Regions from separate parts of the Homo sapiens genome. Here regions 2 and 3 are each linked to region 1. The links are chromatin loops, found by intact Hi-C in ENCODE. Cell type or tissue: CD14-positive monocyte. All regions are shown on one strand.

The links. A loop is a pair of places that touch in the nucleus more often than their neighbours do. Peaks named below come from ENCODE experiments on the same cell type or tissue, not always from the same donor. Only the 100,000 strongest peaks of a DNase experiment are listed, where the experiment ranks them.
Region 2: it touches region 1 in a loop (2.1-fold over the local background); 7 of 110 quality-filtered maps call a loop at or near these places.
Region 3: a loop joins it to region 1, with 1.9 times the contacts of the local background. A loop is called at or near these places in 7 of 110 quality-filtered maps.

The regions. Positions count from the first base shown.
Region 1 is chr1:43,775,243-43,783,242 of GRCh38, forward strand. All of the region lies in intron 2 of ST3GAL3 (ST3 beta-galactoside alpha-2,3-sialyltransferase 3), which reads left to right. Among named protein-coding and RNA genes, the nearest start is that of ST3GAL3-AS1, 52 kb to the left of the region's middle. In CD14-positive monocyte, a CTCF peak has its summit at 4,406; a DNase peak (open chromatin) is centred at 6,489; H3K4me3 peaks cover 420 bases; H3K27ac peaks cover 3,065 bases.
Region 2 is chr1:43,870,850-43,878,849 of GRCh38, forward strand. All of the region lies in intron 5 of ST3GAL3 (ST3 beta-galactoside alpha-2,3-sialyltransferase 3), which reads left to right. Among named protein-coding and RNA genes, the nearest start is that of MIR6079, 36 kb to the left of the region's middle. RefSeq lists an enhancer at 110-610. In CD14-positive monocyte, no CTCF peak of the experiment used is centred here; DNase peaks (open chromatin) are centred at 4,712 and 6,482.
Region 3 is chr1:43,830,308-43,838,307 of GRCh38, forward strand. It overlaps ST3GAL3 (ST3 beta-galactoside alpha-2,3-sialyltransferase 3), which reads left to right. Exons shown (of 12, transcript NM_006279.5): 5 at 7,912-8,000. Among named protein-coding and RNA genes, the nearest start is that of MIR6079, 4.3 kb to the right of the region's middle. RefSeq lists enhancers at 3,860-4,627, 4,628-5,395. In CD14-positive monocyte, no CTCF peak of the experiment used is centred here; DNase peaks (open chromatin) are centred at 2,884, 3,444, 4,064, 5,014 and 1 weaker place; H3K4me3 peaks cover 3,804 bases; H3K27ac peaks cover 4,267 bases.

The DNA of each region.
Region 1 (8,000 bases):
TTTTTTTCGAGACTGAGTCGCGCTCTTGTCACCCAGGCTGGAGTGGAATGGTATGATCTCAGCTCACTGCAACCTCTGCCTCCCAGATTCAAGCGATTCTCCTGCCTCAGCCTCCAGAATAGCTGGGATTACAGGCGCCCACCACAATGCCTGGCTAATGTTTGTATTTTTAGTAGAGATGGAGTTTCGCCATGTTGGCCAGGCTGGTCTTGAACTCCTGACCTCAGGTGAACACCTGCCTCAGCCTCCCAAAGTGCTGGGATTACAGGTGTGAGCCACCGCACTCAGCCGGAAATCTGAATTTTTATGTGAAATCTCCTGACTTATAAATGTTAACAAATTCAGACATTTGCAAACACTTCGTGGGCTAAACCTAATACATCTGTGAGCCTCCAGTTTACAACTTCTACTTGGGGGGACACAAAAATATAGTTATGCAGGAATTCTAATTCAAAGATTAAGGAAGTTCCCTTTTTCTTGTGCATACCCTTGTTCAGCATAGTTACCAAATAAAAGATTCAGAATACCAAGGACACAAACCAGGAGTTTTTTTTTTTAAGTCCCTTTTATTTTCTCCTCAATATAATATTAAGTAATAAATAATTATGACTTTCACTGATCTTCCTTCCTTAACCTAAGCAGTAAAGATCTCCCTATCTTGCAAGAGGCAGGTGAAGGAGATTTGTCCACAGTCAGCCTCCATTGACCACAGTATGGTCAGTGTTTCCCTGGAGGTGAGGTGACCTGCCTTCTATTCCTTTTTCTTCCTTTCTTGTAGATAATAGTTTTCTTGAAATATAATTTACACACCATACAATTTACTTACTTAAAGTTCAAAATTCAGTGGTTTTTAGTATATCCACAGAGCCGTGCTAACAGCACCACAATTACAAACATCACCACAATTCATTTTAAACATTTTCATTACCCCAAAAAGAAATCCTGCAGCCATTTGCCGTCAGGGCCCATTTTCCCTCAGTCACCCGTATCCCTAGGGCAACCACTGATCTGCTTTCTGTCACCGTAGATTTGCATGTCCTGGACATTCCATATAAATAGAACCATATAATATGTAGTCTTTTGTGACTGGCTATATGGGTTTTTGCACTTAGGATAATGTTTCAAGGTTTGCCCATATTATAACATTTATCTCATTTCTTATTATGGCCAAATAATATTCCATTATAGGATAACACCACATTTTATTTATCCATTCATCAGTTGATGAATGGATAAATATGGATGATATTTAGGTTACTTTCACTTTAAACTCTTATTATCAATAATACTGAACATTTGTGTACAAGTTTTTGTGTAGACATACTGTTTTCATTTCTCTTGGGTACTGGCAGTGGAATTGCTGAGTCACATGGTAACTCTATACTTAACTTACTGAGGAACTGCCAGACTGCTTTCCAAAGCTGCTACATCATTTTACATTCCCACCAGCAGTGTGTGAGGGTTCCCTTCCTCCCTGTGCCCTCCATTCTTAATACTTATAATGATCAACAGTGATGACAACCCATTACAACTTCACATTTCTCAGTTGGGGCGCTGAAAGCTATGTGTCCTCTCTTTTTTAATGGAAATATTATAAATTGCTAGGCGTACAAAATTTCTCATGAGAAAGTATAAAGACTTTGTTGAGCACCTTTCATTTTTGCCCCTTCTCTGGCTTAACTAAGTAATCTCTTGAGAATGGTATGGTACCATGCTCTTTTAAGGACAGCCTATCAAGTTCATCTTTTTCCCAGGTGAAAGGAGGAATGTCATATGGCTAATGACTTCAGAGTCTCATCATGTCTAAGGGTCTCTGGCACATGTATATTATATAGGTCCTGCTATCAGAGAGATTCATATCTTTTTTATTATTTGGGTTTTTAAAGCAAATCCCAGACATCATGTCATTTTACCCATGAATACTTAATTACACATCTCTAAGTCATACGATCTTTTTTAAAAAAGCCAATGTGTTATTACCTCACATTAACAATAATTCCTTAGTGTCTTCCAATACACAATCCATATTCAGATAACCCCAATTATTAAAAATGCCTTTTTGAGCTCATATAGCCAAGACAATCCTAAGCAAAAAGAACAAAGCTGGAGGCATCATACTACCCAACTTCAAACTATACTTCAAGGCTACGGTAACCAAAACAGCTTGGTACTGGTACAAAAACAGACACATAGACCAATGGAACACAATAAAGAACTCAGAAATAAGACCACACACCTACAACCATCTGATCTTCTACAAACCTGACAAAACAAGCAATGGGGAATGATGCTGGGAGAACTGGCTAGCCATATGCAGAAAATTGAAACTGGACCCCTTCCTTACACATTATACAAAAATTAACTCAAGACGGATTAAAGACTTAAATGCAAAACCCAAAACTATAAAAATGCTAGAAGAAAATCTAGGCAATACCATTCAGGACATAGGCACAGGAAAAGATTTCGGGATGAAAATGCCAAAAGCAATTGCAACAAAAGCAAAAATTGACAAATGGGATCTAATTAAACTAAAGAATTTTTGCACAACAAAATAAACTATCATCAGAGTGAATAGATAAACTACAGAATGGGAGAAATTAGTTCAACCATTGTGGAAGACAGTGTGGCAATTCCTTAAAGATCTAGAAGCAGAAATACCATTTGACCCAGCAATCCCATTACTAGGTATATACTCAAAAAATATAAATCATTCTATTATAGAGATACATGCACTCATACGTTCACTGCAACACTGTTCACAAGAGCAAAGACATAGAATCAACCCAGATGCCAATCAATGATAGACTGGATAAAGAAAATGTGGTACATATACACCATGGAATACTATGCAGCCATAAAAAGGAATGAGATCATGTCCTCTGCAGGGACATGGTTGGAGCTGGAAGCCATTATCCTCAGAAAGCTGATACAGGAACAGAAAACCAAAAACCGTATGTTCTCATTTACAAGTGGGAGCTGAACCATGAGAACACATGGACACATGGTGAGAACAACACATACTGGGGCCTGGTGCGGGGAAGGAGAGCATCAGGAAGAATAGCTAATGGATGCTGGGCTTAATACCTAGGTGATGGGTTGATCTGTGCAGCAAGTCACCATGGCACACATTTACCTCTTTAACAAACCTGCACAACCTGCAGATGTACCCCAGAACTTAAAAGCTGATGGGAAAAATAAAAAGCCTTTTCATAGCACTTTGGATCTGGGTCCAAACAAGGTCCACACATTTGGGGTTTTTTTAAACTTATCTTTCATTCTAGATTAATTCTTTTCAATCATATTTAGACAAAGAAAACAATTACAAAATAATATGAGTATTTAGTAAGATATTCAATAGGATATGATCAAATGTGAGGCATCCAGATTTCTTTTCTTTTTTTCTTTTTTTTTTTTTTTTTTTGAGACGGAGTCTCGCTCTGTCGCCCAGGCTGGAGTGCAGTGGCACGATCTCGGCTCACTGCAAGCTCCGCCTCCCGGGTTCACGCCATTCTCCTGCCTCAGCCTCCCGAGTAGCTGGGACTACAGGCACCCGCCACAACGCCCGGCTAATTTTTTTTGTATTTTTAGTAGAGGCAGGGTTTCACCATGTTAGCCAGGATGGTCTCGACCTCCTAACCTCGTGATCCACCCGCCTCGTCCTCCCAAAGCGCTGGGATTACAGGCGTGAGCCACTGCGCCCGGCCATTCTTTTTTTTTCAGACAGAGTTTTGCTCTTGTCATCCAGGCTGGAGTGCAATGGCGTGATCTCGGCTCACTGCAACCTCCACCTCCCAGTTCAAGTGATTCTCCTTCCTCAACCTCCCGAGTAGATGGGATTACAGGCACCTGCCAGCAGGCCCAGCTAATTTTTGTATATTTGGTAGAGATTGGGTTTTGCCATGTTTGCCAGGCTAGTCTCAAACTCCTGACCTCAGGTGATCCACCCGCCTCAGCCTCCCAAAGTGCTGGGATTACAGGTGTGAGCCACTGCGCCCAGCTAGATTTCTAACAGACTCTTCATTGGCCCTATTGGTAGGTATATGATATGCTGTAATAATTAAGGAACCAGATCAACTAGATTTGAAGCCCCAGTCCTATCCTTATAGGCTGTGTAATCTTGTGCAAGTTACTTTAGTGTTTGTTCGTATTGAAGTTATACATGTGCATAGTTTACAGGGCTTGTTCCCAACAACAAAAAAAGCACTTCCTCATTATCACCACTAGTTGACTTCCTACCTCCAAGAGGCATTCATTTTTAACTCTTTTAGGTAACTTGTTTGGTTTTTTAACCTCTGAATCTCTAATAACAAGTGTATGTTGCCAGTTCTTGATTTTTCTGTTTTGAGTATTACCTACTGACTTTCTTCAATGGAAGATGAATATTTAATACTCTGTCACACTCACCACTCCTCTACCACAGCCATGCAATCTATCCTCCAATTCTTCTAATACGGTTAGAGCAATATTCAGTCTATATACTATGACCATAGAAACACTATTCATAGATACCATGATTACTGGTTTTTCATTGTATGTTTTGTTTTTCCTGAAGTCAGTAAAAGTCTTGCTTTTTGCTTTCCTTAGTTTTCTATGTATTTGTCACTAATTCAACCCTAAACTCTTCCCCAGTTGTATAAATCTTTCTCCATATGTTCAGACATGTTAGATTGTCTATCAGCTTCATTTTCTTGAAGAACTCTCTTTGGGAGCCTCTGACATGCTCTCTTTGGATGGTTTGCTCTCTGTGTAGCTGCACATCTGTGGTCTTGAAGTCCCTGTCACCATCCTCTTGTGGTATATCTCATTTCCTGGGCCCCATATTTTTTTACTTCTTCATTTAATGGAACACATCTTGTACTGATTTCCTGAGAAAGGATACATGAGAGGTAATTTTTTGAGAACATACCTGAAAATGTCTTTATTCTGATTTCACACTTAATTGATAGTCTTGCTGCGTATAGAATTCTAGGTTGGAAACCATTTTCCCTCAGTATTTTGAAGATACTGCCCCCATTGTATTCTAGGCTTTTGGTGTTCCTCTTGAGGAGTCTTAATGCTATTCTGATTTTTAATTATTTATATAAAACCTGTTTGTAGTTGTTCTCTCTGGAAATTTGAAATTTCATGATAATATACCTTGATGGAGGGCTGTTTTCATACTGTGCTGGACACTCAGAGGGCCCTTTTAAGCTCAAAAAAACTCAAAACCTTTAGTTCTGGGACAACTTTATTGAGTTATTCTTTTCAGCATTTTCTCCTTTTCATTTTTTCCTGTATTCTTTCTTTCTAGAACTCCCATATTCAGAAGGCATGTTTTCTGGACTTGTCCTTTAATCTTTTAAAAATATTTTAATCATTTTCCATCTCTATCTTTTTGTTCTATATTGTGAGAAATTTCCTTAACTTTTCCAATCCCTTTTCCAGGTCCTTTTTATTTCTGCTGTTATGTGTTTCATTTTCCAGGGTTACTTTTTTCTTTTTGTTCACCTCACCAAATATATTTTTTATGATATCCTCCACCTGTTTCACGAATAACATTTCTTCTCTCTGAGGAGTTTAATGATTTTTTTTTTCCTGAGTTTTCATCCCCCTGAGTCTCTTCAGTTTTTCCATGTTGCATTTAGGTTTCATTTGTTTTGGTCTCCTGTCGTTATAGCAAATACTTTCCTCTAATGCCTCAAACAATCTTGGCTGTCTGCTCATATTTAGAAACCGGGAATCTTGTTTTTAGTATCATCTTCATTCCCTCTTCTAGTGGTACCTGATGCTGCCAGTGATTGAGTCTTTGGGGAGTTCTGTGATGTATTTCACGTTCAGTTCAACTTTTCCCACTACCAGCACAGGATTCAGCTTTCTTGAGTTTGCTGACTTCCACTTGTCTACTTGGTTTCCAGTTTTGTGTCTCTTCTGTCTTTGTCCTGGGTGCTTCTGCTTTACAATGAACATGCAGTCGTTTCTGTCACTTGGGGAGATTTGAATGGGAGTAATCTAAATCAGGTCAGCAAACTGTGGTTCCTATGCCAGATCTAGCCCACAGCTTGTTTTTGTGTGACCTGACTTAAAAATGATTTTTATATTTTTAGGCCAGGCACAGTGGCTCATGCCTGTAATCCCGGCATTTTAGGAGACTTTGGGAGGCAGCGGATCATTTGAGTCCAGGAATTTGAAACCAGCCTGGGCAACATGGTGAAACCCCCACTCTACTAAAAACACAAAAAATTAGCCAGGCATGGTGGCACACACCTCTAATCCCAGCTACTTGGGAGGCTGAGGCATTAGAATCACTTGAACCCAGGAGGCAGAGGTTGCAGTGAGCTGACATCACGACACTGCACTCCAGCCTGGGTGGCAGAGCAAGACTGTCTCAAAAAAAAAAAAAAGATTTTTACATGTTTAAAGGGTTGCTAAGCAAAACAAAACAAAAAAACAGAAGGATATGTGACAGAGACTGTGGCCTACAACGCCTAAAATATTTACTGTCCACCTACAGAGAAAGTTTTTCAACCCCCAACTGAAATCTCCTATTTCAAACTGGAAGGCTAGTTCCTTCCCTCCCAATTTCCACATGCAATGATCACCTCCCATTTCATAGAGAAAATAAATCTATTGGGCAATCTACTTCTTACTCTCCCATCCCTATACCAAACCACTGCGGTTTGCCAGTTACCCATAATACTTCATTAAGTCAAACTGCAATGAATTTGAAAGGTCATTGAAAACCTCCTTGTTACTGAATTCAGCTCCCTATTTTTTCAGTCTGTATTTTACTGGCTGCTCTATGACATTTGATAACGTGTGGCTTCCATTCTCACGGAGTTAACTGAACCTGCTCTTTCTGAAATCGCCAGTAGCATCCTAATTGGCAAACCCAAAGAATGCTTTCCACACCTTATCTTCTCCTTTCTTTTGCTACATTTAACATTATTGCTTCCCATCTATTTCTGGAATATTTCTACTCCCTTGTATTCTGTGGTAGTATTTTCTCTTAGTCCTCACCATCCCACATCCGATCAGTTTCCCAATCCTGTCCATTCTCCCTTTGAATTTCATCCGGCCCCCAACAGCCTCACGTGAGACCCTCATTGTCTGTCACCTGGCTTACCACAAAGCTCTCCTGCTAGGTCTTAGCCTCCTTACGCTCTGTCTTACACACTGCCGCTAGAATGGTTTTCCTGAAGCAAAAATCTGTTGATATCATTAATTTTCTGAAAAATATATAGTGTCTTTCTCTACTCTGTCTACTTTTACTCAATAAAATCCAGACTCCTAACTTGGTATTCAAAACCCCATCTGGTCTGCTTTTCTGCCTTATTTTCACTGTTTCTCCCTCTCTATATTCCTCTCCACTTATCAGTCCCTCTTTTACTTCAGCCACACTGTCATCAACGGTGATGATGCTGATGATAAAAACACTAACAGCAGCATGTATTGAGGACTTAACTACATGCCAGGCACTGTGTTCAGTGCTTTATGTTAATTTGGACATCTAATCCTCATGACATGGCCTTATGAGGTGGGTTCTATTAATGGTCCACCAGTATGGCAAATATGAACTTGAAACATCTTTAAACATTTTTTTTTCAAAAGATCAGTGTCAAAATTCGTTTGGCAGTAAAATCTGACCTGAAATGGTATGAATGTATTTATAGTCCCTTTTAGCATAAAAATTCATTTCATAGAAGAAATATTAATATTTAATTACAGGATGCTGCCCCAAACCTCATAGGGGGATGTTAAATAATATATGGTTTGTGCAGTATGCTGCTTTCCTAAAATCTGAACACTTTGGGATTCTAATACTATCTAGTTTGAGGGGGCTCAGATAAATTTTGAACTTTGTGTTACTCTTTTTACAGATGAGGAAATTAAGGCTCAGCAAGATTTAAGTAGGTTGCCCAAAGTTACATAGTGGGAAAAACAGTGGAGCCCGGATTAGCACCATGGTGGCCTGGTTCAAACGCATGCCTTGTCTGCTGTGCTGCACAGGTCCATGCCACCTG
Region 2 (8,000 bases), 96 kb after region 1:
CTAGGGAACCCCAAAACTGTTGAGCATGGAGAAGGCCAAGTGGGCCAGGAGTCTGTGGCAGCCACCTGTCTGCTTGTGTAGGTTTTCCCCAACAGGCTTAGTCCTCCCAGTACCGAGGTAAGGATTCTGAGAAGTAACCCCTGTGCCAGAAAGCTTGGCCCAGATTGATTGTGCCTCCTAGGATTCATGTGTAGGAAACACCCTCTGTTCCTGAAGTGAGGAGAAAGGTGCTGGGGCTTGGGGCAGTGACAGGACTCAGGCCATTCCAGAAGGGAGCAGCCATGGCCCGAATGAGCAGCTGGCCACAGATAATAGTTCCCAGGACTCTCCTACATGTGGGACAACAGCAGGCTCCAGTGGATGGAGCACTCCAGCCTCTTTGGAATGAGGTGGCCAAAGTACTTGGCAGGATGTGCACTGTAACAACGAGGGGACCAGAAGAACCCTGGTAGAGAACTCAGGAGAAGGAGGCTAGGAATACAGCCAGGCAATGTGCTACATGAACCTTTGAGACTGAGACATGAGCCCATGGGTGAGGACTGTTGGACCTGTGTTAATGGAGTGTGAGGGAGAGGACGGGGTGTGAGGGAGAAGATGGCATGTGAAGAAGAGGATGGGGTGTGAGGGAGAGGCTGGGGTGTGAGGGAGAGGATGGGGTGTGAGGGAGAGGATGGGGTGTGAGGGAGAGGATGGGGTGTGTGGGAGAGGCTGGGGTATGGGAGAGGATGGGGTGTGAGGGAGAGGATGGGGTGTGAGGGAGAAGATGGGATGTGAGGGAGAAGATGGGGTGTGAGGGAGAAGATGGGATGTGAGGGAGAAGATGGGGTGTGAGGGAGAGGATGGGGTGTGAGGGAGAGGCTGGGGTGTGAGGGAGAGGAGGGATGTGGGAAAGGATGGGGTGGGAGGGAGAGGATGAGGTGTGAGGGAGAAGATGGGATGTGTGGGAGAAGATGGGGTGTGAGGGAGAGGCTGGGGTGTGAGGGAGAGGAGGGGTGTGGGAGAGGATGGGGTGGGAGGGAGAGGAGGGCGTGTGTGAGGGTAGGAAGGGGTTTGTGGGAGGGAGGAGGGGGTATGTGGGGGAGGGGGAGCGGTACGTCGGTGGGGGGTGTGTGTGGGAGATGACTGGGATGTGAGAAAGAGGGTGGGGTCTGAGTGAGAGGCTGGGGGTGAGGTAGAGGAGGGGGTGAGGGTAGGAGGGGACATGGGAGGAGGGGGTCTGTGGGGGAGGGGAGAAGGTGTGAGGGGGAGGAGGGGGTGTGTGGGGGAGATGATTGGGGTGTGAGAGAGGATGGGGACTAACAAAGAGGATGGTATATGAGGGAGAGGCTGGGGTGTGAGGGACAGGAGGGGGTGTATTGAGAGGGGTGTGGGGGGCCGGGAGTAGGAGGAGAGGGAGGAGAGGTGTGGGGGGAAGGGGGGAGGGGCTGTGGGGGGGACGGAGGAGAGGGTGTGTTGGGGAGAGGTGAGAGGGGGAGTGTTGGGGAAGGGTGTGAGCGAGACGGGGTGTGAGGGGGGAGGACTGTCTCAGGGCAGAGAGAGTCCTGCCAGGGCTGCTGGTGAGGCACCTGCTGCTCTTCACCCTGCCTCTGACCGGGCACTCCCTGAGGGAGAGGGAGGGCATGGCAGATACCAAAACTGGGAGGGGAGAGAGAGAGGTGAAGGAAACTGACAGTCATTGAGCAACATGGTGTGCCAAGAACTTCACATGCCTTATCTCACTTCATCTTCACAATAATCCACGAGGTAGTAGGTATTATTAGCCCCTTTTTACAGTCATTCAACAAATACTTAGTGAGTACACTGCTCTTGTACTGGAGGTAAAGCAGTGAGCAAAACTGACCAACAGTCTTGCCTTCATGGGGCTCATATTCTAGTGGGAAGCAGGCAAAGAAACGATATAGAAATAAGGTGTACAGTATTTTAGATGGTGGGAAATACTAGAGAAAAATAAAGCAGGAATGGAAGTTAGAGAGGGGCTGCCATTTGAGATTGGGAAAGACCTTCATGGGAAGGTGACATTTAAGTAAAAACCTAAAGGAAATCAGGGAAGGCCATGCTGATATCTTGGGGAAGAGCCTTCCAGGCAGAGGAAACAGCCAGTGCAAAAGCTCTGAGGTGGGATCCAAATGCAGGAAAGATGCCTGTGTTAAAGAAGTGGGAAATATGAGAGATGAAGTAAGAAAGAGAAATCTGAATCATGGGAGTGTTGGAGGTCACTCTAGGAATGGAGGATTTGGAGCAGAGGAGTGACTTCAGTTTTAAAGGATCCTTCTAGCTGCCTTGATGAGAATAGACTGTTGCAAGGCAGTCCGATTGGGAGGCTATTGTGACCTACAGGAGAGATGATTGTGACCTGGACCACGGTGGAAGCAGTGGAGGTGGTAAGAAAGCGTCAAGTTCAGGGTATATTCTGAAGGGAGAGCTAACAGGTTTGCTGCCAGCACAGGTGTGAGTATGAGAGAAAGAGAGTAATTTAGGCCAACTAAAAGTGTGTAGCCTGAGAAACTGGAAGAATGAAGATGCCATTTACCAAGATGGAGAAATGACTGCAAGAAGAGCAGGTTTTAGGAGCATTATGAACTCAAGTTTAAACATGCAGAGTTTGAGATGCCTCTTAGACATCCAAGTGTAGCTATCAAGAAGGCAGGGGAAGGGCCAGGTGTGGTGGTTCACACCTGTAATCCCAGCACTTTGGGAGGCTAAGGTGGGCAGATCACCTGAGGCCAGGGGTTTGAGACCATCCTGGCTAACATGGCAGAACTCCATCTCCACTAAAAATACAAAAATTAGCTGGGTGTGGTGGTGCGTGCCTGTAATCACAGCTACTCAGGAGGCTGAGGCAGAAGAATCTCTTGAACCCGGGAGGCAGAGGTTGCATGTAACGTGAACCAAGATCGCACCACTGTACTCCAGCCTGGACGACAGAGTAAGATTCTGTCTCAAAATAAATAAATAAATAAATAAAATAAAAATACAAAAAGAAGGCAGGGGAATATAGCAGTGTGTGGGGTTCAGGGAAGAGGTCCAGACTATGAAAATGGATGAGATCACCAAATAAGTGAATATGGATGGAGGAGAGAAGCTGGGACTGAGCCCAGAGAATGGCCCACACTTGGTGTGGGACATTGAGGGAGCAACTGCAGAAAGGAATGAGAAAGAGGAGTGCCCATTGCAACATTAGGAAATCCAGGAAAATGTGATATTCTGGAAACCAAAGAAAGTATTACAAAAGGAGTAATTAACTGTGTAATATGTTGCTGGTAGGCAGGATGATTGTATAAGTTACTATACAAACTAGGGCACTTTTGAGAGTGAAAATGGACAAGATTAATTACTCCAGGATAAGACACATAAACCAACATTGTCCCAGGCAAATCACAATGTATGGTTACTCTGTTGATAGGTTAAGTAAAGAATTGACCATTGGATTTAGCAGCATGAAAGTAATACGTGACCTTAAAGGATCATTGGTATGGATTCAAGAGAAATGGGAGGAGAGAGATTGGAGACAGGCAAATGTAGATAACTCTTTGAAGGAGTGTTTCTGTAAAGAGATGGAGATAAAATGAATAGGTGGTCACTATATGGGTGATAGTTGTACTGTTCTTTTAACTTTTCTGTATGAATGTTTTTCATAATGTAAAGTTAGAAGAGTGCAAATTTTAAAACCTTAAAAAAGAAGAGAGAAGGGGTTTAATATGGATAAACAACGTATTTGTTTGCCTATGGGGATAATCCAGAAATGAGATGATGTAAGAGTGAAGACTTCCTGGAGCAGTGTCCTTTAGTAAATGAAAAAGATAAGGTCTAGGGCACAAAAGTTGGCCTTAGTTACAAATATGGGCAGTTCAAACATAAAGTAGAGAATATAGGCACAAATGCACGCAAGTAGTGATACGCAGCTTGTAAACATTCTGTTCTGTTTGTTTCACATATTTCAGTACCATGGTAAACAAGGTTATCTATGGGAACAAGAATGAGGGAGGTGTTGGAATTGTAGAGAGAAAAGAGAAAGTATGAGTAGTCATCCAGGAGAATGGAAGAATGACTGAGCTGATAACATATATGATTGCCAGGAAGCATAAGGGCCTCACTGGTATTTTGAGTGAGACCAGCCAGCAACCAGCATGGTTGTTCTCCAGCCAGACATATTCAGCTGTGTAGGTACATCCCCAGAGTAGGTAGGAATTTCGATTTAATCAAAGCTGTGTTTCCCCCAAATGAGAAAGGAACAAAGAAGCTGAGGGTGAATGCAAAGAAGTGATTATAATGATTGATTTGGAATTTAAGCTGGATGAGAATTGCAGTAAGAATATAAGGAAGTAAAGGACAGTGAAAAGACGGTCAAACCAATGGCTTGATGATTTCAGTGTGTTGAGGATTGTACGAGTTTAGCTATGACAGCAGGTGAGCTATAGATACATGGAGGCAGTCAGGGAGTGAGCTTGAGACTGACATTAGAGAGGGCTTTAGTTATTAGCAGCGACCTAGTTTAACATATAATTTAGGAGTAAATAGCTGAGATAGGAAAGAGATTAAGATCACTGGAGGAGGGGAGGCCAAGGCAGGCCTGCCTTGGAGTTTACCACTTTCTATGTTTGGAAGTGATATTGTTTGGCTTTGTCCACACCCATATTTCATCTTGAATTGTAATCCCCATAAACCCCACGTGTCATGGGAGGAACCTGGTGGGAAGTGATTGGATCATGGGGGGTTTCCCCCATGCTGTTCTCATGATAGTGAATGGTTTTATAAGCATCTGGCATTTCCCCTGCTTGTACTCACTCTCTCCTGCCACCTTGTGAAGAAGGTGCCTGCTCCTGTTTCACCTTCCGCCATGATTGTGTTTCCTGAGGCCTCCCCAGCCATGCAGAACTGTGAGTTGATTAAACCTCTTTCCTTTATAAATGACCCAGTCTTGGGTATTTCTTTATAGCAGCGTGAGAACAGACTAATACATGAAGAAAATTCATCTCTCCTGTTTCCTGCTTTTTGATAAAAGAATACACAAAAAATACTGCACCTGATGATAATTGCTTTAGAATTTCTCTTCTTCTTCTTCTTCTTCTTCTTCTTCTTCTTCTTCTTCTTCTTCTTCTTCTTATTATTATTATTATTATTATTATTATTATTTTTGAGACAGGGTCTCACTCTGTCATCTAGGCTGGAGTACAGTAGTGTGATCTTGGTTCACTGCAGCCTCGACATTCCAGGCTCAAGTGATGCTCCCCACTCAGCTTCCCAAGTCGTTGGGATTACCTTGCCACCATGGCAGGATAATTTTTTAAATTTTTTGTAGAGACAGGGTTTCGCCATGTTGCTCAGGCTGATCTCAAACTCCTGGGCTCAAGCAATCCGCCCGCCTCGGCCTCCTAAAGTACTGGGATTACAGGCATGAGCCACTGCGCCCAGCTTAGAATTTCTCTTCACTTTATTTTTGACTGAGCCTATAGTTGAACAGGGAGATATCTGTCAAGGAAGGGGGTACTAGACTTGCCAAGCACAGGGATCATAAATGATTTGTGGCCCTAGAACATCAAGACTGGAAGAAAAGCAGCTCAAGTCATAGAGCAGACCCTGAGGGGAGAGAGCCAGTCAAGCATCGGGATTGAGGCTCTTAGCTGTCAGGTATAAAAGATTCAGTCCATAGAGGCCATCGTAAGGTACTGTGGCAGGAAAGGCTAGAGATTTGGGCCTGAGTCAGTAATGTGGAACTGCTGAAGATCTTCCAATGAAGGGACAAGATAGGCTGGGACTTGCTTATCTCCATAACTTTACCAGGTAATGGCAGTACTATGGCCTGGAAAGGTGTCATGTGTCTAGAATGACCTACAGCAAGTCTCTGGTCCTCCTTCCTGGTGGTTGGCTGGATGGCCATGGGGTGCTCATTGCATGTGGATGGACGAATGTGAAAGAGGAATGCTGCAGCCCAGTAGTTATGGTTGTGACAGGTCCCTATCCAGTGGGCAGGGCCCATTGTTGTAGCTATTCATTCATTCATTCATTACCTATAATATGCTAGGTGCTGTTCTAGGTACTAGGCATGTGATGTTAAAGACAAGGCATGGTGATAAAACTGTCACCTCAGCTCGCCCAGGAGGCGAGCAGAGGTGAAAAATGGCAGAAATAGTAGGAATACCAGCCTCTGCGTTTGTATGGGGGCTGGAATTCTTATTGTGGGACAGTTCTCCCTATGCATCTCGACAATAGTCTGTGACAGGTTTCTATCACTAGCTTGACCCATCCCATTTGATCAGGTGTTCAGAGAGAGAGGATTCTGCCCCTACAGCCTCACCCAAGGTCTCCAAAGTCAGGAACAATGTTTGAGCCCCTGGACTGAAGAAGGCAGCTATAGTATTTTCCTGTAGGAACAGAGTCCCCAGCTAGGACTAAGGGGGACCTGCATGGGAAATTCCAGGAGCAGTCTGCATTCATGCATTGCCCAGTCTGGGGCGATGATGATGATTGTGATGTCATCTAGCCACGTGGGTGCAGGGTCTTCTGACTTCCCTGGTCAGCAGAGTTGGCTCACCCTTCTCACTTCCCTGCAGAGAAACACACAGAGGCCACATTCAGGACCCCAGAGATAGCAAACAAGCAGATAGGTCTCCCCTTAGTCTGTGACTTGGATGCTCTTCATTGAAGAAAAGACAGATGGAATAGGTTTAGGGGAAGATAATGGGCTCCTTTTTTGATGTGTTGAGCCTAGGTGCCAGTAGGAGATCTTGGACAAGATACTCCAGGTGCAGTTGGATATATAAGTCTTGAGCTCCGGATACAGGTCTAAGTTTGAGATGGAGATTCAGCAGCCCCCAGTTAGAAATATGTGTCTGGATATCTGGAACTTGAACCCTCCTGTAAACAGTCGCATTTTCCAGCCTTTTCTTTATAAAACCTGCCTGGGACTGTAAGCAATGATTGGATGCAGAGCAGATAGTGGTCAGCAATGACTGCCCTTGTGCCCCTTCCCTGAAGGTAGAGGGTCTCATCTCACAGAACAGCATCTGCTCATTCTCTGTCATGTTGTCTCACTCCTTAGCAGAGGAAAAAAGATGGCTGAAACCTTCCCTTCCAGGAATCCCATTTCTAGGGGTTCAGAAAGTAATGTATCTGTATTAATTTCCTGTGGCTGCCCTAACAGATGATTCCCTCACAGTTCTGGTGGACAGAAGTTCAAAGTCAGTATTCCTGGACTGAAATCAAGGTGTTAGCAGGGCTGGGCTCCCTCCAGATGCTCTAGGTCATATCCGTCTCTCGCCTCTTCTGCCTCTGGCGACTGCTAGCATCTCTTGTCTCGTGGCCGCATCTCTCCAGTCTTGACCTGTGGTCACATTGCCTTTTCGTCTGTGTGTGGTCAAATCTCTCTCCACCTCTCTCCTCTAAGGATTCACAATGGTGTTAGGGCTCACCTAGATAATCCAGGATTATATCCTCATCTCAAAATCTTACTTTAGGAAGTGTACATCCTACCAGAAAAACACAAGCAATAAACAACTAAGAAGTAAAATATTTAGTAAATTACCACAAGATAAATGCCATGGGAAGAAAGAAAATATGGCAAGGTGACAGGAGCAAGTTGCATTATTAAATAGGATGGTGAGGGTTGGCCTCAAGGGAAATGAGAGATTTGAGTAAAGACTGGAAGGAGGCGAGGAATGAGCCAAATGTGTGTCTGAGGAAGAACATTCCAGGCAGAGGAAACAGCTCTAGTCAAGGCCCTAAGGCAGCAAGGAGTGTGGCTGGGGGACTGTGAACAGAGGGAGAGTAGTAGGAGATGAGACCAGAGAGGAAGTTGGGGTGAGGGAGATCATAGATGGCCTTATAGGCTGTTGTAAGGATGTCAGCCTTTACTCTGAGATAGGAAGACATTGCCCATGTGGAAATATTGATCTTTGATAGAAGAATGGAATTTTGCTCAGTTTTATCAAGAGGGAAGAGCAGACACGGTAGTTTTGAATATTTGGTGGAAGGCAGATCTCTGATCTCACTTACCAAATATT
Region 3 (8,000 bases), 55 kb after region 1:
ATTACAGATGTGAGCCACCACACCTGGCCCCCCAAAAAAGAATCTTTAAGATCTTTCATTTTGCTTGTAAAAATTCTGCATTCTATACCATAGTATGTATGTGTTTTCTTAATACATTCTTCCTCATATCTTCAAGTACATGTATTGCTCCAGGAAGATACACTGGTTTGTACTGTGGCTTTGAATAACTCTAACCTCTATTACATAGCCCCTGAACTGTGACACCTGCTTTGAGAGCCTGGACTTAGTGGATTTAGGGACAATGTTATCTGGAAATCATGATAGTGACCTCTATCTTATACTGGGGACCTATAGAAGAATTGAACAGAGGATTTGACTGTGATTTTAACTACAAATTTTATGAGATATAGCCCTTCCACTGGGCTCACATAAGTGCTAGGATGCTAGTTTATAACAAGTTCCTGCACATAGATGATGGAATTGTTTTAGTGGCCCTCCCTTTCTGTCCCCTGAAGTCTCTTGACCTCCCTGCCCAATAGGCATACATTTATGGACAGCCAGTTGAATGAGAGAGAAGAATCCAAATAAGAAAAATAAATGAGCAGTTATTTTCCTTCTTAAATTATTGAAACTATGATAATAATTCAGATGAATCTAGAAGGAATAGTAAAAGCAGAAGTCAAACATTAAAACAGTAGGAACAGTGACTAATATTTGTATAACCTTTCAAAGGGCACTGTGACCCACATTGCTGTAGGTATTCACTGATCTTCCCATCAGCCCTATAAAATGTGCATTACTATAGCTATTTTAAGAGTTAAGGAAACCAGTTGTGTCTTACCTGAGGTTGCACACCTAGTAAGTAGAACTGGTGGCTTAAACTCCAATCTTCTTACCTTAAGCTGATTACACTTTACATCATAGAAAGTAGGGGCTTTGGGAAGAACAGGAGAGAGTTTTGGAGTCAGTTTTCTCTTGTCAAAAATGAAAATAATACTTACCTTAGAGTAGGACTGCTCCAAAGGTAGACAGGGCCCTGGCCAAATAACGTTTTGCAAGGCCTCTGCCTGTATAAACCAGTTGATGGGTCCATGTATGATATATTGACTTACTAAGGATTTAGAACAATGGGTAGAGAAGAGATACTTATGTATTTGTTATCCAATCAGTGCATATGAAAATTCCTTTTGCTACCCAGACACCACCAACTCTTTCTGTTCAGGTTCAGGAACCATCTCTGTGTTTTCTATTGTCAAATGTATCATTGCTGGAAAGTTTCATATCTCCTGCCACAAACAACAAGTATCTGTATTATTAGTACTCAATGCCATGGCTTTTTGGAAACTGTTTTGTGGAAACAGTGATCTTCTCCCTTCATTTCTCCAGTACCATTCAGCTCATGCTGGATACATCATTTCATGAGGCTGCGCTATCCTTCCTGAGACCTGGGAGTATCTCAAAGATGGGACTGCTTTGTTGGTCATGAACACACACCAGTGTCAGAGAGTGCAGGGAAAGTGTAAATGGTAATTTGTTTTCTGGTCATATTAAATGTATCATTTGACATTTTATAGTGTAAACAGAACAGTGCATCTTCTAACCATGGCTTCTCCTGGACTCCTTCAGCCCCATATGCCTGGGTCTAAGGGAGGTACTACTTTGTAGAGGATTGTTGTAAAGCTGAATTAGATCATTAGATCCGCTGTCTGGTGCCTGGTTTGTGCTCAGTGAATGTTACTTCTCTTGTGTCTTTCACTACCACCCAGAAAGAGGATGTGTTTTTATTTTTAAGGAAATAAAGTGTGGAAGCAAAATTGAATTGGAGAGTCACAGCAGATCTCTGGTGGAGTGCCTCCGTGAAAATTGTCTGTTGAAGCACTTGGAGAACTTAGTGGGGAGCATCCCTCCAGCTAAGAGGAAATAAATTACAAGGCTCTGGAGACAAATGTAACCTGGAGTTAATGTCAGCTCCACAATCACTGATCAAATAGGAAGGTGGCCTGGTTTGATGAAAAGGTATTGCAGTGCCTAGCAGCAAGAGCAGAAAGGCAGGGCCTCCGGAGCTGAGAAATACCACAAGTTTCAGATGGCTCAGATCAAGCAGTCCCTTTTTTCTTAAAGTGATAGAAGACATTTGACAGTGCTTCAGCATTTGTCGTAGATGGCTGTACACGTATCATGATGGCAAAAGCTGTAGAGAAACCTGAGTCTACATTGGAAGCCACAAAGAGCAAAGAGTCAGTGATGTCTAGGGTAGAATGGATTGGCACAGCCCACATGTGGGTAGATGATGAAACTGGTGACAATGCAAGCAAGACCCAGCAGACCTTGGAGTAACAGGTCAGACAGGTGGCAGTCAGAGGAGACAGAAGTTGTCCTTAAGGAGAAACATTTCCATCTTGGGGCTTGAGAGGATCTATGGCAGTAAAGGCTATTTCAAAAAAAAAATTAAAGTGAAAATATTTAATGACAGAATAGGATTACTCAAGCTAGGCGAAGCTGCTTCTGCCATTTCCCTCCTCATGTCATTATCCCAGAAACAACTCTCTAGTACTTGGAGAAAGGCATCCTCATGAGGAAGGTAGAAGATGGAATTGAAGAATTCCCTCCTCTGTGGATGGAAAGAGCTCTGTGTAGAGAGGCTCATCTGCACGCTCATGCATGTCCCCCTAGCATGGTAACACTGGCTTTGATTAAGCTGCTGGGTTGTTAGGCAGTGTGCTAAGTGCTGCCTACATGGTCTTCTTTTCTCATAAGGAATGCTTTAAACTAAATTAGCACATGAAACGAGGGAGCAGGCATGGTAGGGGCTGATCTGAGTCCAGTCCTCTCTGAGATGGTTCTAGAAACTAGACTGATGGTTACACAATGTCCATCACTGATCTGTAGAGTCCTCAGGAATCACTGTCAATGACTCTTCCCCAGTTTCCCTGGCCATCACCCCACTTCCCCCTTACACTTCCTGTTGATTAACCTTCCAAGGCAAGGTAACCAACTGATTTCAGTCCAGCATTTTATTGGGTACTTGTATATTCTGTGCCATACATGCTTTGCTAAAATGATCATATTCTATGAGAGAAAGATATTTAAATGGACAATTACTCTTCAGTGTAATGGAGTGTAATGCTAGGCCTTAACTATGTCCTAGTCATCATTGTATCCTTAATCCCAGGCCAGTTAGTTAGCATGTACTGAGCACCAGCGAGGGGCCAGACACCGTACTCAGTGCCAGCCCTTCTTTCTCAGCATAACTCTTAACAAAAAAATTTTATAAAGTAAGTACTAGTATAATCCCACTTTTAAAGATGTGCAAATTAAGGGCACAAAACAATTTAAAAGACATGCCCCAAATCACACAGCTATTAAGAGAGCCAGGATAAAAATCCAAGCAGAGTGACTCTATTGTCTCTAAATATTTGTTGCCTGTGGAAATGAGAGGCAGAAAGGGGAAGGCGGTAGGAGAATGGGGGAACAAGTGAGCAAGTGAAGATGAAGGTCTGCCCTAGGTGGCGCAGGTCCACAGGGGGATGGGTTCTACCTGAGAAGGGAAGTATCATGGAAAGTTCGCAAGGGAAGTGGTGCTTAGAAAATAGGCATCCCTGGCCAAGGCGGGCTAAGGGAGCAGAGCTAAGGCCAGCCCTTCCAGTTTTGCGCTAGATCCTTTCCCCCTCCGCCTTCTCACAGGCATTCTCCCCCAACCTGGCCAACATGGTGAAACCTTGTCTCTACTAAAAATGCAAAAATTAGCCGGGCGCGGTGGCAGGCGCCTGTAACCTCAGCTTCTCGGGAGGCTGAGGCAGGAGAATCACTTGGACCTCGGAGGTGGAGGTTGCAGTGAGCCGAGATCATGCCACCACACTCCAGCCTGGGCAACAGAGTGAGACCCCGTCTCAGAAAACAAACACAACAAAAAGAAACATTCTCCCTACAACTGTCCTATCTCTACTGCATTGTGAGTTTTTCTTTTATTCTAACCAGCTTGTAAACTTGGGGAAATATTTCCTAACCTCAAAAAACACTTTACCCTGCTTCCCCGCTCCGGCTATTGCCCCATTTCTTTGTTCCTTTGTAGCAGAACTCCTAAAAATAGTCTGTGTTTCATGACTTCAGTTTGTCTCTTCCTGTTTTCTCTTAAACCCAGTGAAACGAGTTTCACCTCCACATTCCAGTGGAATGGCTGTTGTTGAGGTTGGTGGTGACCTCCCTGTTGCCGAATCCAGCATTTAGTCCTGTGGCCACACCTTACTGGACCTCCACAGTGTGTGACGCAGTTGGTCTCTGCGTCCTTCCTAAGACACTTCGTTGACCACAGCCTCACACTCTCCTGCTCTTTCAGCCTCCTGCAGTGCTACTCCTCATCTCCCAAATGCTGATCCTTCAGACACACGTCAGCCAGGGCACCCTCCCACTAGATATCATGTGGTGACTCTCCCTGTGGTTGGATCTGAACCCGAGCCAGGCGCTTATGGCAGCCACGCGTGTCACACAGCATGTGTGTCCCCTCCAAATGTGCTCCCTCACCACATCCTGATGCGATTCTTGGAATTACATGGTTTCCACTGCACATGGGGAAGTTGAAAATCAGATTTTCCATCACTTGCTTGTCAGTGTCCTCTGTGACAGTTTCTGATTCCAGATCTGATGCTTTTTCCATTTATGACCCATTGCTTGGCCTGATTCCTTAAACTCAGTCCTTCTGAGTGAAGCAGGAGAGTGGAAGCGTCTGGTTCCTTCTTTGGGGCTCCAGCCTGTCCATCTGGATTTCCTCTTGTGAGTGCAGTGGTAACACTCTTCACCCCAGGGGCTTGGTAGTCACGTTTGCAGGACAATGGGTGCTCTTACTGGGTTTAATGCTAAATCTCCCAAAATGAAAGGCCAGCTGCAGAGTAGGAGAAGAACAAGGGCTGAGTGATTTGATCAGACATCTGTGGGGGCCTGCTGGCATTTGGAGTGTGAGTGCCTTAGAGAGACTGACTATTCTGGCCCCAGGGAGTTGGCGACCGTTAATCTTGGTGGTTTTGACCGCTAACTGCCCCAGAGGTCCCAGCCTGCTGGATGACTCAGAATCCCCAACACTCCCCCTATTCTTCTCTCACTGGGATAGTCAGGAGGCCATTTCTAAGGCATTTTAATTTGGTAATAACTTGACATGACCCACTGTACCCAGAGTTGTACGTTTTAGGAGTTACTGTCGCTTTCTAAATGAGGGGTTGATTTGGAGCCCATCATCCTTGATATTGGACTGCCTTCCACTGCCATGGAGAGAGCAGTATCTCCTGCCTTGCCTGCTGGGCTCCAGCTCCCTCTCCATTGTAGATGACGTGATCCTGTGCCCCCTGGACTGTCCCACAGCCCTTATTCTTTAAGTACCTTGCCAAAAGTTGATGGGGTAAACTAGAGAGAAAAGAGGTGGCCAAAGGTCTGTCTGTTGTTCATTTATTTCTGCACTGCACTGTGTTAAGAAGGGCACCTGCTGTCCATCTTTCTGCTGTTTATGAAACTTTCTGGAATTCAGAAAGACCACAGGAACTCACAGCACAAGGCAGGCAAGCAGATGGTGGGGACTGGGGACAGGACATGAAGAGACTCAAAATGCCTTACTGCCGCAGACCAAAGCTGTGTGAGGCCTTCTGGACTGTCTTCTCCACCCCGTGTCTGACTGTGTTGACCACTCCTGTGCTGTCCTGTGCCTTCCTCCGTGACCGTGTTGGTGGCAGTGCCCTGTTAAGAGTTCCTCCACTGGTGTTAGAGACCTTGGGTTCTAATCCAGTGTCTACCACTTGTATGATCTTGGATTAGTCTCTTCATCTTTCTAGGCCTTGTGTGTAAATTAATTCATAGCACCAACTCACAGAGTTGTTGAGAGAGCTAACTGAAAACATCTAGAACGTTTTTGTCACTGTGCCTAGTCAAAAAGCTTCTAGTCAGTTCTGTAATTGCACTGAGGTTTATATTTCATTTCAAAAATACAGTTGTTTACATAAGAAAATATTGTTTTTCTCTTGTTAGACTTTTGGCTTTCTTTTGCCTACCAAATAAAGTCCCAACTCCTTGGCTTGTCACTCAGCCTTCAGATTTGCATTTCAGGCTTTGAATTTCCGTGGTGGGGGATGCTTGAAAATGTAGATTTCTAAAAGAAATTGTGCATTGATCAGATGAGTTTGTGTTCAATGAGCAGTTACTCTGTGTAAGGCTCTGGGCTAGGCCCGAGGGGTCTGTGGTGAATCAGACATGACACACACTAGGCAGTGGCATCATCATTTCTGGTACCACCACCCCACACCCACCCAGTCCAGACCCTGCAGAAGGCAGCCTGGAGGGTAGGCTTGCCACAGGGCCCCAGCACAGTAGAGCAGCTGGGCACCAGAGTTTTGGCAGCAGGCCCAAGGGTGGGGGTGGAGGAGGTGGGGACTCAGAACTGGCAGCCAGCCAGGGCTCACTCAGGTGCCCCAGCATGCAGGGCCTCCAGCCCCGGCAGTCACGGAGCCCATTCACTGACTATATCCTGTTCTTTGGCTGTGATCTTCTCTAGACTGCATAGTGCAGAGATTTTGGTGGCAGGGCAGTGACTCCAGACCCACATTGAACGCATAAGACGTTGAAACCCAAAGATGTGAGGTGGCATGATTATGGTCACACAGCAACAGGCCAGGATTAGAACACAAGTCTTCTGAAAAATATGTAGCAGTCTCAGCCTTGTGGGTTCCTTGAGATTGCCTTGTCTGCCGTGAGACTGTCAGGGTCATTTTGTTCCTTAAGAAAGTTTTAGGGGTCTTCTTTGTGCCCATTTATGCAAGGCACTGGAGAGGGTAGGCAGGGTTAAATCAGCCTCTGACCTTAGGAATTTACAGTGTATCAAGGGAGACATACTACCAAAAATTACAATACAGAATAGCAAGTGCTGGGGGTAAGTATATGATGTGAGGGGAAGGGGGAGTGACTATACAAGCACAGAGGAGGCACTTAGCCCAATCCGAGGGTCAGGGAATCACTCCCAGTGAAGCTGATATTTAAGCTTAATCATGAAGGACCAATAGTTGTTAGCCAGATGAAGAAGGACAAGGAATAACATTCCAGGCAGAGAGAGGAAACCATCCTCAACTAAAAGTCTAATGGTTATGTCAGTAGCCCCAGTGACATAATTTATCGTGTCTATATTCGGTCACTGTTCGGGACAGTTCCCACTACTGGGGAATGGTTCCCACTGGATGGATCATAGCCTGAGTGGAGAGAATAAAAGCAGATGAGGCTGGCCATGTAGGAACATACAAGGAAGGTGGAAAGGCCAGGGGCTCTGAGTATCAAAGCCTGAGTAGCTGTATTCTATGAACTCCAAGCACCACTCCCCCGGGTATTGGAGCCTTGATAGAGCTCCTCGTTTCCTTGGTTTCAGGCTTCCTGCAAAGAATTATGAGTTTGAGCTGGGCACAGTGGCTCAATGCCTGTAATCCCAACACTTTGGGAGGCCAAGGCGAGAGGATCGCTTGAACTCAGGAGTTTAAGACCTGCCTGGGCAACATAATGAAACCCTGTCTCTTAAAAAGAAATCTGTGAGAATCCAGTTAAGTTCCTTTTACAGATACCATCCAGGGGCCTGACTTATTTATCTATCTATTCCTTTAGGGTTGGGGATTTGTTTTGTTTTTACCCTTAAAGCCTTAATGTGGAAAAGTGCCTGAAGTGCTGATTGTAGGGAATGAAACTTGATTCAAGGTTTAAACACCTTATCCCAGCCACTCGGGAGGCTGAGGCAGGAGAATGGCGTGAACCCGGGAGGCGGAGCTTGCAGTGAGCCGAGATTGCGCCACTGCACTCCAGCCTGGGCAACAGAACGAGACTCCGTCTCAAAAAAAAAAAAAAAAGGGTTAAACACCTACAGCTCCTTATGAATTAATAACCCACTCAGTGCTCAGTGCCTGGCAAGCTGTAACTTTCCTTCTCTTCCCATAGGCCTGCTGAATTAGCCACCAAGTACGCAAACTTTTCAGAGGGAGCTTGCAAGCCTGGCTATGCTTCAGCCTTGATGACGGCCATCTTCC